Linked DNA regions of Homo sapiens: region 1 is linked to region 2. A link is an interaction called in ENCODE POLR2A ChIA-PET data of the cell type or tissue named here. Cell type or tissue: GM12878. All regions are shown on one strand. Links, peaks and the distances in the headings refer to the core of each region. The heading gives the core; the rest is flanking DNA. Region 1 overlaps RERE (arginine-glutamic acid dipeptide repeats). Region 2 overlaps RERE (arginine-glutamic acid dipeptide repeats).

Region 1 (6,601 bases), core at 1,350-5,349, 190 kb after region 2:
TCCCAGAAAAACTATTTGTTTGTATTGCTTAACAGGAAGAGTTGTTTGTTCTACTCAAGAAGCCTGCCTTGACTCCTCATATCCCTCCAAAGGGCCTGCAGCCCTCCGGAAGCCTGGTTTCCCAAGCCAACCCTTCTCAGGCTGCAGAAGCATGGTCTCCTGGTTGCTGTTCAGATCCACGAGAACAGGAACTGTGCCACATTTACCTCTGAAAGTAATGAAATATTTGGTCATGAATAAAATCAATTTATTAGATTTCATTTTTCATTATTCACTAACAAGCTTTCCTCTTTTATAATCAAAGGGCACAGATTCTTAAGTAAAAACAATATGGTTTTCATTAACGTTTTTCTTAAATACTTAAAAAAAACAGGCGACTTTTGGGTCTTTTGTTTTAAAAATTAAATTATGGGGCCAGACACAGTAGCTCACGCCTATAATCCTAGCATTTTGGGAGGCCAAGGCGGGCAATCCCGAGGTCAGGAGATCAAAACCATCCTGGCTAACATGGTGAAACCCCATCTCTACTAAAAATACAAAAAAAAAAAAAATTAGCCAGGCATGGTGGCACGCGCCTGTAGTCCCTACTCGGGAAGCTGAGGCAGGAGAATCAGGAACCGAATCGATTGAACCTGGGAGGCGGAGGTTGCAGGGAGGCGGAGGTTGCAGGGAGGCGGAGGTTGCAGTGAGCCGAGATCGTACCACTGCACTCTAGCCTGGGCGACAGAGCGAGACTCCATCTCCAAAAAAATAAAAATAAAAATACAAAAAGTAAATTATAACTCTCCAACTCACATGCTAATAGTCTTTACATTCCCCTTTCCATTCCAACTTTCTCTAAAGAAAAAATGTAGAAATAATCATGTGTCCACAAAACCACAAAATGTCTAGACATAAGAGAATGCTCTCAGATATTATTCCTCTTACAGCCATATGACCCACTTAAGAACTTTAATCTAGGGCCATGCTGTCCAGTATAGTAGTCACTATCTACATGGCTATTTAAATAAATTTCAATTAAATAAAATTTTTAAAATGTACTTTCTAGGTCACACTAGCCACATTTCAGGTGCTTACTAGCTACATGTGGCTAGCAGCTACCACACTGGACAGCACAGACACAGAACATTTCCATTGCCACTGAAAGTTCTATTCCACAGTGCTGATCTAAAGCTAAATGTATGGTAAGTACAAATATTAAGATTCTCATTTCCTCAATAAGCCACTCTCTTTTAATCAACTCTAATAGCCTCAAGTACAAGAATATGCATAAACATGAACCCAGGGGACTTTATCTTTGACTCTCACAAAGGCAACAGATTACAATTCTTCTTAGGAAAGACAGTGAGACAGTCCCATAGCAATCTAAGGCTTTATTCTTCCATTTCTTCAGCAATTTACACAACGTGACCCGAGGAAAAAAGAGCAAGAAACCATTTTTTTCCACTACCTTTATCTATCATAGTCACATCTGCCAAGTTTTAGAATCACAGGTTCCATTATCTTACACCGTCAGCACTCTTCCTTTATAAATTCCCCTCTCCACACTGATCTTCTCTGACTCACTCAACATATTATACCATCACTCTGAAATCAGGGCCTAGAGTCTCTGGCAGACAGGCTATATGTAATGACAGCCTGGGTACAATCTTAAGTCTACCCTCCCTCAGAGGATTTCCCAACCCTATGCAATTGTCATGTGGGTAGGCAGAAGGCTGCACATTTTTCTTCATAATAAAAACAAAGCTTCAATTTCTGTAAAATCAATAAATTACCTCCGTATTTATAATACAGGATGATGGCAGAGTTCTGTTTTCTACAAAACTAGAGCTTTTAGGAGCACATGTTTTCAATCACTTATTTTTCAAGAATGATTGAAATATCTCCAAGCGCTCCCTGAGAACTTCACTGGTGTGATCTGCCACTCAAGTTAATTATCACAGGCTGCTTATACACAGGAAGAGAGGAAGCGGGAAAGAACTCATGACCTTGCACAGGGATGTTTTATAAAATTCTCTAAAATTTAAACTACACACGTTTTTCCATAATGCAACACTATGGTACTGCCTTCAAAATAATCATCATGGAATAGCTGTTTTCTTAGTGATGTATGGGGAAGGTGGTAGCGGGTAGGGGTGCAAGAGATTCTGTACACATAAGAAAGGCAGTCACGTGACACCAATGTCCTTTTCCTATACACCTGGTGGAAAATGGAGAAAGCCAGAAAAACCTGTTCAGTGATTATCATTCTGATTTTTTGGTTATTACTTCACTAAAAGAAAAAAAAATACATCTGAGTATATGCATAAGTTGCATTTCTCTGGAGTACTTCCTTCTGCCCTCTGAGTCCAGGTACCAATGATCTCTGAGGGGAAAGGTCAGCCATCTGCCATGAGAAGAGGCCAAAATGTGGGCAACTATTCCTTTCTAACCAAAGCACTTCTGAATCTGAGAAAGCAAGCAAACGTAGTGTGGTGTATAAAGCAAATTCTCGCCCGGAATTCTAGCTTGAATGGAGAGGATTCCATAGAAAATGTTTCCAGAAGGACTCTGACAACAGAAAGAAGCAATTCAAGAACAAGGACGTAATGCCATATGGATGGGGGAAAGAAAGGAAAAGAAGGAAGACAGAGGAGGAGTCTGAGAAAATCTTAGTTCTTAAGCATGAGAATCAGAACTGTGGGCTTCAGGGTAAAAAGGAAAGAGAGACTGAAAAGTAACATCTATGTTTAAATGGGTCCTTTAGAGAAAAGAAAGCACTCAGCTAGGATTAAAGGAAAAGAATTGTACCTCCTCAACTCCGTTTCAGAGTATAATAAACCTTACCAATTTAGAAGCTACACACCCTTTCACAGTTCACATTCAGCTCAGACTGGGAGTCGGAAATTGAAAAACACTATAGCCCGGGAGAAAGAGACAGGTAAACATACAAAGGACTGAGACAACTGCTTACCACTAATATGGGTCAATCTCGCAGGAATACTTGCAAAAATAAAAATTACCAAGTGCCCTCTACGAATGCTAAATACAGGTCAAAATTTCCAATGGCTCAACCACCTGAGTGGAGAGCCGGAGAATGGGAGTCAGAAAGCATGTAAAACCATCGAGGTCCCGGGAAACAAATTTCCTAGGCTTTTAAAACCATTCGTCTTTTCTAACTTACAGAAAACGCAAACTGAAACCATTCAGAAATAAAACAAACGGGGCAGGGGGCAGGAGAGAAACGGCCAACAATAAGCTACTATTCTCCTACCACTTTCTCACTGGTGCAGGCATCTCCAAACCAAACCACTCAGAAATTTTATATACAAGGAATAAATCATAAGGATCTCATATAGGACTATTCATATACTAAATTATGTATAATAACCGGGGAGTCTTTCTCTTAATATTTTTGTCAGGAGCTCTGAAAATGAGGTTTTAGAAGCCACAGCATACCTATTCATCTTAAAAGGTAAGATGGCTTGCTTTCAGTTTAGCTAAGCTTTCATTTCTATCGTAAATATTTGACTTTAGAACACTGAACACCATGGCAAAAGGCAAATATTTACTTAGCTTAATTATTCCATATATACTGTTCTACTTCCCCTGTAAATACAAAATATGAGTTGAAACCTCAAATCATTAATACCTAAATTTGGCCACAGATTAAAGTGTGCTATTAAACATCTCAACAAATTGAGATTAGGTAACACTTTAAGTTCTATATCACAAGTCTTAAACTAAATCAAAAAAAGTAAATGAAATTTATCTATAATACTAGAGATCAACAAAGAAATTAAACTGAAATAGGTACTAACGCAATCACCACAGATTTCCACAGATCCCAGTAGAAATAAAGAAGTTTAATCTTTAGTTGAAATTTTAAGAGTAGCCATTAAATAAGTAGGACAGGAATGGAAGGCGAAATTGATTCTTTTATATCCTAATATTCATATTGAGAGATCTGGGCAAATATAGTAAGTCAACTTGGTTCTGGGTTTGAGAAATAAGCACTTAAGTACAATAAACTCCACACCAGAAATATTTTTGTATATTCTACTCTCATTTCAACATAACCATGCAAAGCCCTAATCAGACTAAGGGCTTATTTTGATCATAATCTCCTTTACTCTGAACCCTACCTACCCTGTTTTGGCTAAGTGACAGATTTTGGCCTTCCTCTACCCAGGCTTACCACCCCCAACCTGTACTGAAGCTCTGTCGTATCATGAGATGAAGTCTGCTTAGTAATAGGTGAAATGGGACTTGTTCCCTTCTTTATATTATAGGCTGTCTATAACAAAGTCAGGCTCTATATTCTTCATAATTTCATGACTAATAATTTCAACTAAATCCTATCTCATTTCTTTCCATGATACAATAAATTCTTCACATTTCAATATAAATCTCTTTATCAATACCACAGCCTTTGAATTTGCTTAAGCCACACAACCAATTCCTGTTCTGAGGTACTATGAAAATATTATGTGGCTTGTTTTATTGTTTAAATGGAACTTTCCTGTGGGCACTGTTGTTGTTGTATGACATTAATTATCTGTCCAGTTCAGTTTTACCCACCATAAACTTTCTCAAAATGATTGGGACCATGTCTTGTTTTATGAGTGTATTTCTTGATTTCTTTGACATTTCAGTGTCCACTAGGGACTGGTAATAAGCCTTCCAATGTATAGGTGGTAAAAATTGTTACCTACACAATAAAAATAACTATACTAATTCACGAACTTCTCTATACCTAGAAATGTGAAGCATGTAATAATGTTTAACAAGAAATGCCGGCTCTAGTACTATAATGCAGAATAAAAATTAGGCAAGTGATGACTCATACTTCACAGGTATGCCAGCCTCAATCAGGTTTTCAACCCAGTCTTTATTAGAAATGACAAGTGATTCTTTCGCATGCCTTAATTTAATCCAAAGAGCAATCAAGGATCTGAGTGTGAAGGTAACAGATTCAATGATGGGAAATACAACTACTACTCAATGCTATACTTCGGTAAAATAAACACTGGTATAGCCCAAAGACCCCAATCAGAAGTTAGACTCCATAATTTACCAACTCTGCCTCACTGTCTTTACCAAAAAAAAAAAAAAAAAAAAAAAAGAATGGAACTCAAAAATTCTATTAGTATAATCATCAAGCTTCAAAAACCAAATATAACAAATGTTACAAATTATCCATATTTTAGATGCCAAATGCCTGAAGAATTAATAACATCAAAAATGGAATATTCAAAGGGGAGAGGATGCAGGCCCAGCCTCACGCCAAGCCATCCTCCTAGGAATCCTACAAGTCTATACCACACATGTACCTTCACCCTTTTGTTTTCCTTTTAATCCCACTCCTCCCTCCAGACTTGTTCCTTCATCTTTTCCCCAATTCTCTGCTTGAGAATGGCATAAAAGGGCACCACTTAGTAGAATCTAATCATTCTACTTAAAGACTAAAGAAATGAAATGGCTGGACCCTGCTAAAGAGAAAAGACGGGGAGGGATGGGACACCTTTCCAAAAACCTCTTCAGAGACACACAGAAATTCTACAACCCATCCACTGTAGACTGTCTAAGGGAAAACTGTTCCCCACAGTTACTGGTGCTGCTTTTAACAGAATACCAATAAAGGTATAAAACACAGAAAATATTCATTTATGGCAGAGATTAAAAACAAAATATATGCATTTATATGACTTTATTTTTAAAAAATAAATTGACCAGGCGCAGTGGCTCAGGTCTGTAAACCCAGCACTTTGGGAGGCCAAGGCGGGCGGATCACCTGAGGTCAGGAGTTTGAAACCAATCTCACCAACATGGCAAAACCCCATCTCTACTAAAAATACAAAATAAGCCGGGCAGGGTGGGGCATGCCTGTAATCTCAGCTACTCAGGAGACTGAGGCAGGAGAATTGCTTGAACCTGGGAGGTGGAGGTTGCACTGAGCCAAAATGGCACCACTGCACTCCAGCCCAGGCAACAAGGGAGAAACTCCATCTCAAATCAATCAATCAATCAATCAAGCACAGCTACCAACTCCTTGGGGATATTACAACCTAATCTTAATTAAAAAATAAATTCACATCACAGGTTTTCCTTCAAAGCCAGGTTAACAATACTACTTCACAGGTTAAATGCCAGTTTTTTTGGTTTTTACCACTGGCCTTAAATGATTGCATTAAAACACACCAAAAGGATCTTAGTAATTAAAGATAGATACTAAACAAAATTTCCACTTAAAGTCATGCTAAAGCAGGACAAATTTTTCATGGTTCAAGGTGTGCAAAAAGCCTTCATTTTAAAGAATGCTTCAATGACCAAATACATTTTCAATGAATCAATGTACCAAATAATAATTAGGTATATTAAAATATCCACTTTAATTACAGGAAATTTTGTTAGAAAAGCTAGTATCATGAAGCCACTGTCATAAAAGAAGAAATAATTTATCATTAAAAAAAATCCTGGGCATAAACAAAAAACCCCGCCCTCCTCTCATATGATGGAATCAATGCTGAAACACGGAAGCTTATAAAATCATTTTACCAACTGTTACAGAAGCACTAAGTATCAGACACAGGAAAAGGGGGCTTAAAACCAACATATTTCA
Region 2 (6,601 bases), core at 1,598-5,597:
ATTAAATTAAAACAGACTCAACACTCCAAACAAAAGGCAGAGCTTGCCAAACTAGATAAAAAGGCATGAAACAACTAAAGAATACAGGAGATGTTACCTTAAATACAAAGAAAAAACAAGATTCAAAGTAAGAAGTTGTAAAGAGATGTACCATGCAGACAACAAGCATAAGAAAACTAGAGTGGCTGTATTAACATTAGACAAAACAGACTTCAAGACAAAGAATATTAGTAGACACAAAAAAGGTTACAGCAGAAAGGTAAAAGGGTCAAAAGACAGAGAAAGACACAAATATTTTAAGTGTTCATGTGTCTAATAACCAACTTCAAATATATGAAGCAAAAATTAACAGAATCAAAAGGAGAAACAACCAACTCTACAATCACTTTTTTTTTTTTTTTTTTTTGGAGATGGAGTCTCGCTCTATTGGCAGGCTGGAGTGCAGTGGCGCGATCTTGGCTCACTGCAATCTCCGCCTCCCAGATTCAAGCAATTCTCCTGCCTCAGGCTCCCTGAGTAGCTGGGACTACAGGTGTGCGCCACCACACCCGGCTAATTTTTCTATTTTTAGTAGAGACGGGGTTTCACCACATTGGCCAGGATGTTCTCGATCTCTTGACCTTGTGACCCGCCCACCTCGGCCTCCCAAAGTGCTGGAATTACAGGCGTAAGCCACCGCGCCTGGCCTACAATCACTATTGAAGACTTTCATACATGTCTCTCAGTAACATACAACTAGGTGATAAAAAAAATTAGTATAAGAGAAGATATGAATACTAACGTCAACCACTGACACTGCATAACAGCACACCCAGTAACTACAGAGAGCAAGTTGATGGCAAGTACACATGAAACATGAACCAAGACACATCACATGCTCAGCCAAGAAACAAGGCTCAAAAGATTTCAAAATACTGAAATGTTACTGAGTACTCTTTGACCACTGAATTAAATTAAATTAGAAATCAATAACATTCCAAAAAATAAAACTTAGAGAAGCCCCAAGTATCTGGAAATTAAGGAATTTAGTACTAAATAATTCATGGGTCAAAGAAATCACCAAAAAATTCAAAACATTTTTGAACAGAATAATAGATCACAACAAATCAAAATTTGTGGTAAAATCAGCTATTTAACATCCCACTTTAGAAAGCTAGGAGGAAAATGATCAAATTAAACCCCAAATAGGTAGAAAAAAATTAATAACGAACAGAAACCAATGAAATATAAAACAAACGGGAAAAAATAATAAAACCAAACTCTAAAGAGATCAATAATGTTGAAACGTCTTTATATTGATCAAGAGGAAACAAATTACCAGCCTTGGCAACGTGGAGTCCATCTTAAAAAAAAAAAAAAAAAGAAAAGAAAGAAAAGAAAAAAAGCACTTTCTATATAAAAAAATTTAGATGGCTAAACTGTGAATTCTGGCAAACATTTGATGTAGAAAGTAATATCAATCTTTCATAAACATCTTAAGAAAACAGAACAGGAAGAACGATTTCCCAACTAATTTTTTGAGGGAGTATTACTCTGATATGAAAACCAAAGTTCTTATTACCAAACTCCTTATTACAAAGAAGGAAGACTACAACTCAGTATCTCTCATGATCACAAATGTAAAATTCCTTAACAAATTATTAGCAAATTGAATCCAATAGTACGTAGTGACCAAGCAGGATTCATCCTAGGAACAAACAGTTCCTTCATATTTGAAATCAATGTAATTCACTATATTAACAAAATAAAGAATAACAATCATATAATAATCTCATTAGATGCAGAAGGAAAAACAAAGCAACTGACAAAATTCAATGCCCATTCACAATAAAAACTCAACAACCTGGATATATAAGAGATCATTCTAACTTGATTAAAAAAACAAAGAAAGGCCAGGTGCAGTGGCTTACACCTATAATCTCAGCATTTGGGGAAGCTGAGGAGGATCACTTGGGCCCAGGAGTTCGAGACCAGGCTGGGCAACATAGTGAGACCCCGTCACTACAAAAAATTTTACAATTAGCTGGGCATGATGGTGTACCCTGTAGTCTTAGCTACTTGGGAGGCTCAGACAGGAGGATTACTTGAGTCTGGGAGGTCAAGGCTGCAGTGATTCAAGATTGCTACACTGCACTCCAGCCTGGGCAATAGACCCTTTCTCAAAACAAACAAATACAACAAAAACTGCATTGTACTTAATAGTAAATGACTGAAAACTTTCTAAGATTAGAAAGATAATGTCCACTCTCATCACTTCTATTCAGTATTATAGCAGAGGTTCAAGGAAGTGCAATAAAGCACAAAAAAGAAATAAAACACATAGATCATAAAGGAAGAGGTAAAACTATATTTGCACACGACATGTTTAGCAGGACCAAAAAAAGCCAACATATAAAAACTGATTGTGTTTCTATGCTATCGAAGACCATTTAGAAATTAAAATTTTAGTTACAACAGAATCCTCAAACAGGAAATACTTAGGAGTAAATTTAACAAAATGTTGTAAGATCTGTATTCCCAAAAAATCTTATTGTAAGAAGTAAAAGAAAGCGGGGCATGGTGGCATGCACTTGTAGTCCCAGCTACTCAGGAGGCTGAAGCAGGAGATCACGTGAGCCAAGGACTTCAAGCCCAGACTGAACAACATAGCAAGACCTCTTTAAATTTTTTTTAATCAAAAAAAAAAAAAAAATCAAAGACAACTTCTTTAAAAATAGAGAAATATCGTATTTATGGATTAGAAGATCCAATATTGTTAGGATGTCAGTATTTCCCAAACTGATCCATAAATTCAATAGAATCCCAATTAAAATTCCATCAGACTTTTTATTTTTTATTATTATTATTTTTTTGAGACAGAGTTTCACTCTTGTTGCCCAGGCTAGAATGCAATGGCACGGTTTCGGCTGACTGTAACCTCCGCCTCCCGGGTTCAAGTGATTCTCCTGCCTCAGCCTCCTGAATAGCTGAGATTACACGCACGTGCCACCATGCCCGGCTAATTTTTATATTTTTAGTAGAGACGAGGTTTCACCATGTTGGCCAGGCTGGTCTCAAACTCCTGACCTCAGGCGATCCGCTCACCTCGGCCTCCCAAAGTGCTGGGATTATAGGTGTGAGCCACTGCGCCTGCAAGACTTTTTAAAAATTAGAAACTGGAAGGCTGATTCTAAAATTTACATGGAAATGGAAATTACCTCAAATAGCCAAAGCAATCTTTAAAATCACATTTAAAGCAGAAAGACACCCCTGAGGTCAAGACTTCCTATATAGCTACAGTATTCAAAACACAGAGGCCCTAATAACGATCAATGAGACAGAATAGAATCCAGAAAAAGATCCAAACATAAAAAAGCAGCTGATTTTCAATAACAATGTCAAGGCAGTCAAATGAGAAAAGTTTTTCCAACCAATATTGTTCAAACAACAGGTATCTGTGTGGAAGAAAATCAATTTTCACTCCATAATTAACGCATCACAATTCAAAATGAATCAAAGACCTAAATGTAAGAAGTAAAACTTCTAGAATAAAGCACAGAAACAATCTTTGTAATCTTGGAGTAATCAGAGATAGTACCATAAAAGGAAAATAATGACTTATTAAGCTTCAGCATAACTATATATTAAAGTCAACATTAAGGAAAAAAAGTCAGGCCAGGTGCGGTGGCTCATGTCTTAATCCCGGCATTTTGGGAAGCTGAAGTGGGAAGATCACTTGAGGCCAGGCATTCTAGACCAGCCTGGGAAACATAGTGAGGCCCTGTCACTAGAAGAAACAAACAAACAAACAAAAACTCTAAAAAAAATTAGACAGGTGTAGTAGCCTGTAGTCCCAGGTACTCAGGAGGTTGAGGCAGGAGGATTGCTTGAGCTCAGGAGTTTGAGGTTACAGTGAGCTATAATCACTCTACTGTACTCCAGCCTTGGTGACAAAGTGAGACTTAAAAAAAAAAAGAAAAAGGAAAAAAAAATTTTTTTAAAAGAATGAAAAAAAGTCATGGTATGGGACAAATAATTCCCAATACATATATCAAAGGACTTCTACCTGAAATATTAACAAACAATCCTTATAACTAAATTGTAAAACAAATTTTTTTAAGTAAACAAACTATTTGAACAGAGGCTTCACAAAAAAAGATAAACAAATGGGCAATAAAACAGGAAAAGATGCTCAACCCTATTAAATTAGGAAATTCCAATAAAACCTCAATGAGATACCAGACTACACATCCATTAAAATGGATAAAATTTAAAAAAAAATAACTGACAACACCAAGTCTTGGTGAAGATGCTAAAGACGTAAAATTATAACACACTACTGATGGGAATCTAAATTGGAACCACTTTAGAAACCTGTAGGCCGGGCGCAGTGGCTCACGCCTGTAATCTCAGCACTTCGGGAGGCCCAGGTGGGAGGATCACGAGGTCAGGAGATCGAGATCATCCTGGCTAACACAGTGAAACCCCATCTCTACTAAAAATACAAAAAATTAGCCAGGCGTGGTGGCGAGTGCCTGTAGTCCCAGCTACTCGGGAGGCTGAGGCAGAAGAATGGCGTGAACCCGGGAGGCAGAGCTCGCAGTAAGCGTAGATCGCACCACTCACTGCACTCTAGCCTGGGCGACAGAGCGAGACTCTGTCTCAAAAAAAAAAAAAAAACCTGTTTGACAGAACAGGCGCAGTGGCTCACGCCTGTAATCCCAGCACTTTGGGAGGCCAAGGCGGGCGGATCACGAGGTCAAGAGGTCAAGACCATCCTGGCCAACGTGGTGAAATCCTGTCTCTACGAAAAATACAAAAAAATTAGCTGGACGTGGTGGCACATGCCTGTAGCTACTCAGGAGGCTGAGGCAGGAGAACTGCTTAAACCTGGGAGGAGGAGGTTGCAGTGAGCCGAGATCGCACCACTGCACTCCAGCCTGGGCAACATCTCAAAAAAAAAAAAAAAAGAAAAGAAAAGAAAAGAAACCTGTTTGACAGTTTCTGAGAGAGCTTCCTACGTACAAACAATCCTGCCACTCCAAGTATTTACCTGAGAGAACTGAAGATAAATGTCAACATAAAGACTCATACAACAATGTTGAAAAAACTTTTATTTATAATGGCCAAAAGCTTATAAACAACCAGAATGTTGTTTAACAAGGTTAAAGAATATGAAAAAATTGTGAATATGCATATCCATACAAGGGAATACTTATCAATAAAAAGGGGATGAACTATCGATACATGAAACACAACTGGCTCTCAAAATCCTTATGCCCAAAGAAGTCACACAATATGATTCCATTCCTGTAACATTCCGCGAAATGCAAACTACTCCAAAATGATTTTAAAAAAATAAAAAAAACATTGAAAACACGATACTTCAATGGCTATCTGAGGCTGGAAGCAGAAAATGATTATAAGAGGCCATGAGGCAACTTTTGGGGGTGTTGGAAATGTTTTGTATCTTGACATTATAGTAGTTTCACAGATTTATAAGTAGTTTCACAGATTTATATATCTGAAAACCCTCAAATTTTTTACTTTGAAACAGAGCAGTTTATTATACATAAATCTTACCTCAATAAGTTGTTTCAAAAATTACACACTAGCAATCTCTTTTGTTAATAATGAAGAAAAAACAGAATAAAAATAAGTAATCTAAGAGCTTAGATTCAAAAATAGGTCCACATAATTGTCATAAAGAACTGATAGCTCTGGGCAACATTGTGAGACATCATCTCTGCAAGTAAAAATAACCAGCTGGGCCAGGCGCAGTGGCTCACGCCTGTAATCCCAGAACTTTGGGAGGCCAAGGCAGGTGAATCACCTGAGATCGGGAGTTCGAGACCAGCCTGACCAACATGGCGAAACCCTGTCTCTACTAAAAATACAAAATTAGCCGGGTTTGGTGGCACATGCCTGCAATCCCAGCTACTCGGAAGGCTGAGGCAGGAGAATCGCTTGAACCTGGGAGGTTGTGGTGAGCCAAGATTGCGCCATTGCACTCCAGCCTGGGCAACAAGAGCAAAACTCCATCTCAAAACAAAAACAAAAAACAAAACAAAACAAGAAAAACAGCTGGGCATGGTAGTGCACACCTATGGTACCAGCTACTCTGGAGGCTGAGGTGGGAGGACTGCTTGAGCCCAGGAGGTCAAGGCTGCAGTGAGCCGTGATCCACCACTGCACTCCAGCCTGGGCAACAGAGCAAGATCCTGCCTCAAACAAACAAACAAACAAAAAAGAACTGACAGCTCAAAAATTTTCTAAACCAATTGCAGTTTTAAAAATGAAACGATTTATTTAAATTTACTCGTATTTAAATACTCCTACTGGATGTTCAACACACTTTAATGTGGCCATATAGCCTATTTCATTTAAGTTCTATGTTGCCCTAGGAAGCAGGAAATATACACTAATTACTCACAGGTTTCTTCTAAACTGATAAATGCCTAACCTTGTTTTAAATCTATGCTATACTCTAAGAAAACAATAAATGCTTTCCACACAACAATGTATATATCTTTTTAACTTATTACTTAACACAGCTCAAATCTTCTATTACTCTAGGGAAGTAAAAAATCCCAGTAACTTCTCTCACAGGATATTTTCATTC

Evidence for each region. Peaks named below come from ENCODE experiments on the same cell type or tissue, not always from the same donor. Only the 100,000 strongest peaks of a DNase experiment are listed, where the experiment ranks them.
Region 1: POLR2A ChIA-PET joins it to region 2 with 5 read pairs; 2 of 35 experiments call an interaction of 5 or more read pairs at or near these places.

Annotation. Positions count from the first base shown.
Region 1 is chr1:8,677,952-8,684,552 of GRCh38, forward strand. The region is part of intron 1 of RERE (arginine-glutamic acid dipeptide repeats); the gene reads right to left. Among named protein-coding and RNA genes, the nearest start is that of RERE, 140 kb to the right of the region's middle. In GM12878, for the core only: no CTCF peak of the experiment used is centred there; no DNase peak of the experiment used is centred there; H3K4me3 peaks cover 505 bases; H3K27ac peaks cover 1,889 bases.
Region 2 is chr1:8,485,411-8,492,011 of GRCh38, forward strand. The region is part of intron 10 of RERE (arginine-glutamic acid dipeptide repeats); the gene reads right to left. Among named protein-coding and RNA genes, the nearest start is that of SNORD128, 6.2 kb to the right of the region's middle. In GM12878, for the core only: no CTCF peak of the experiment used is centred there; no DNase peak of the experiment used is centred there.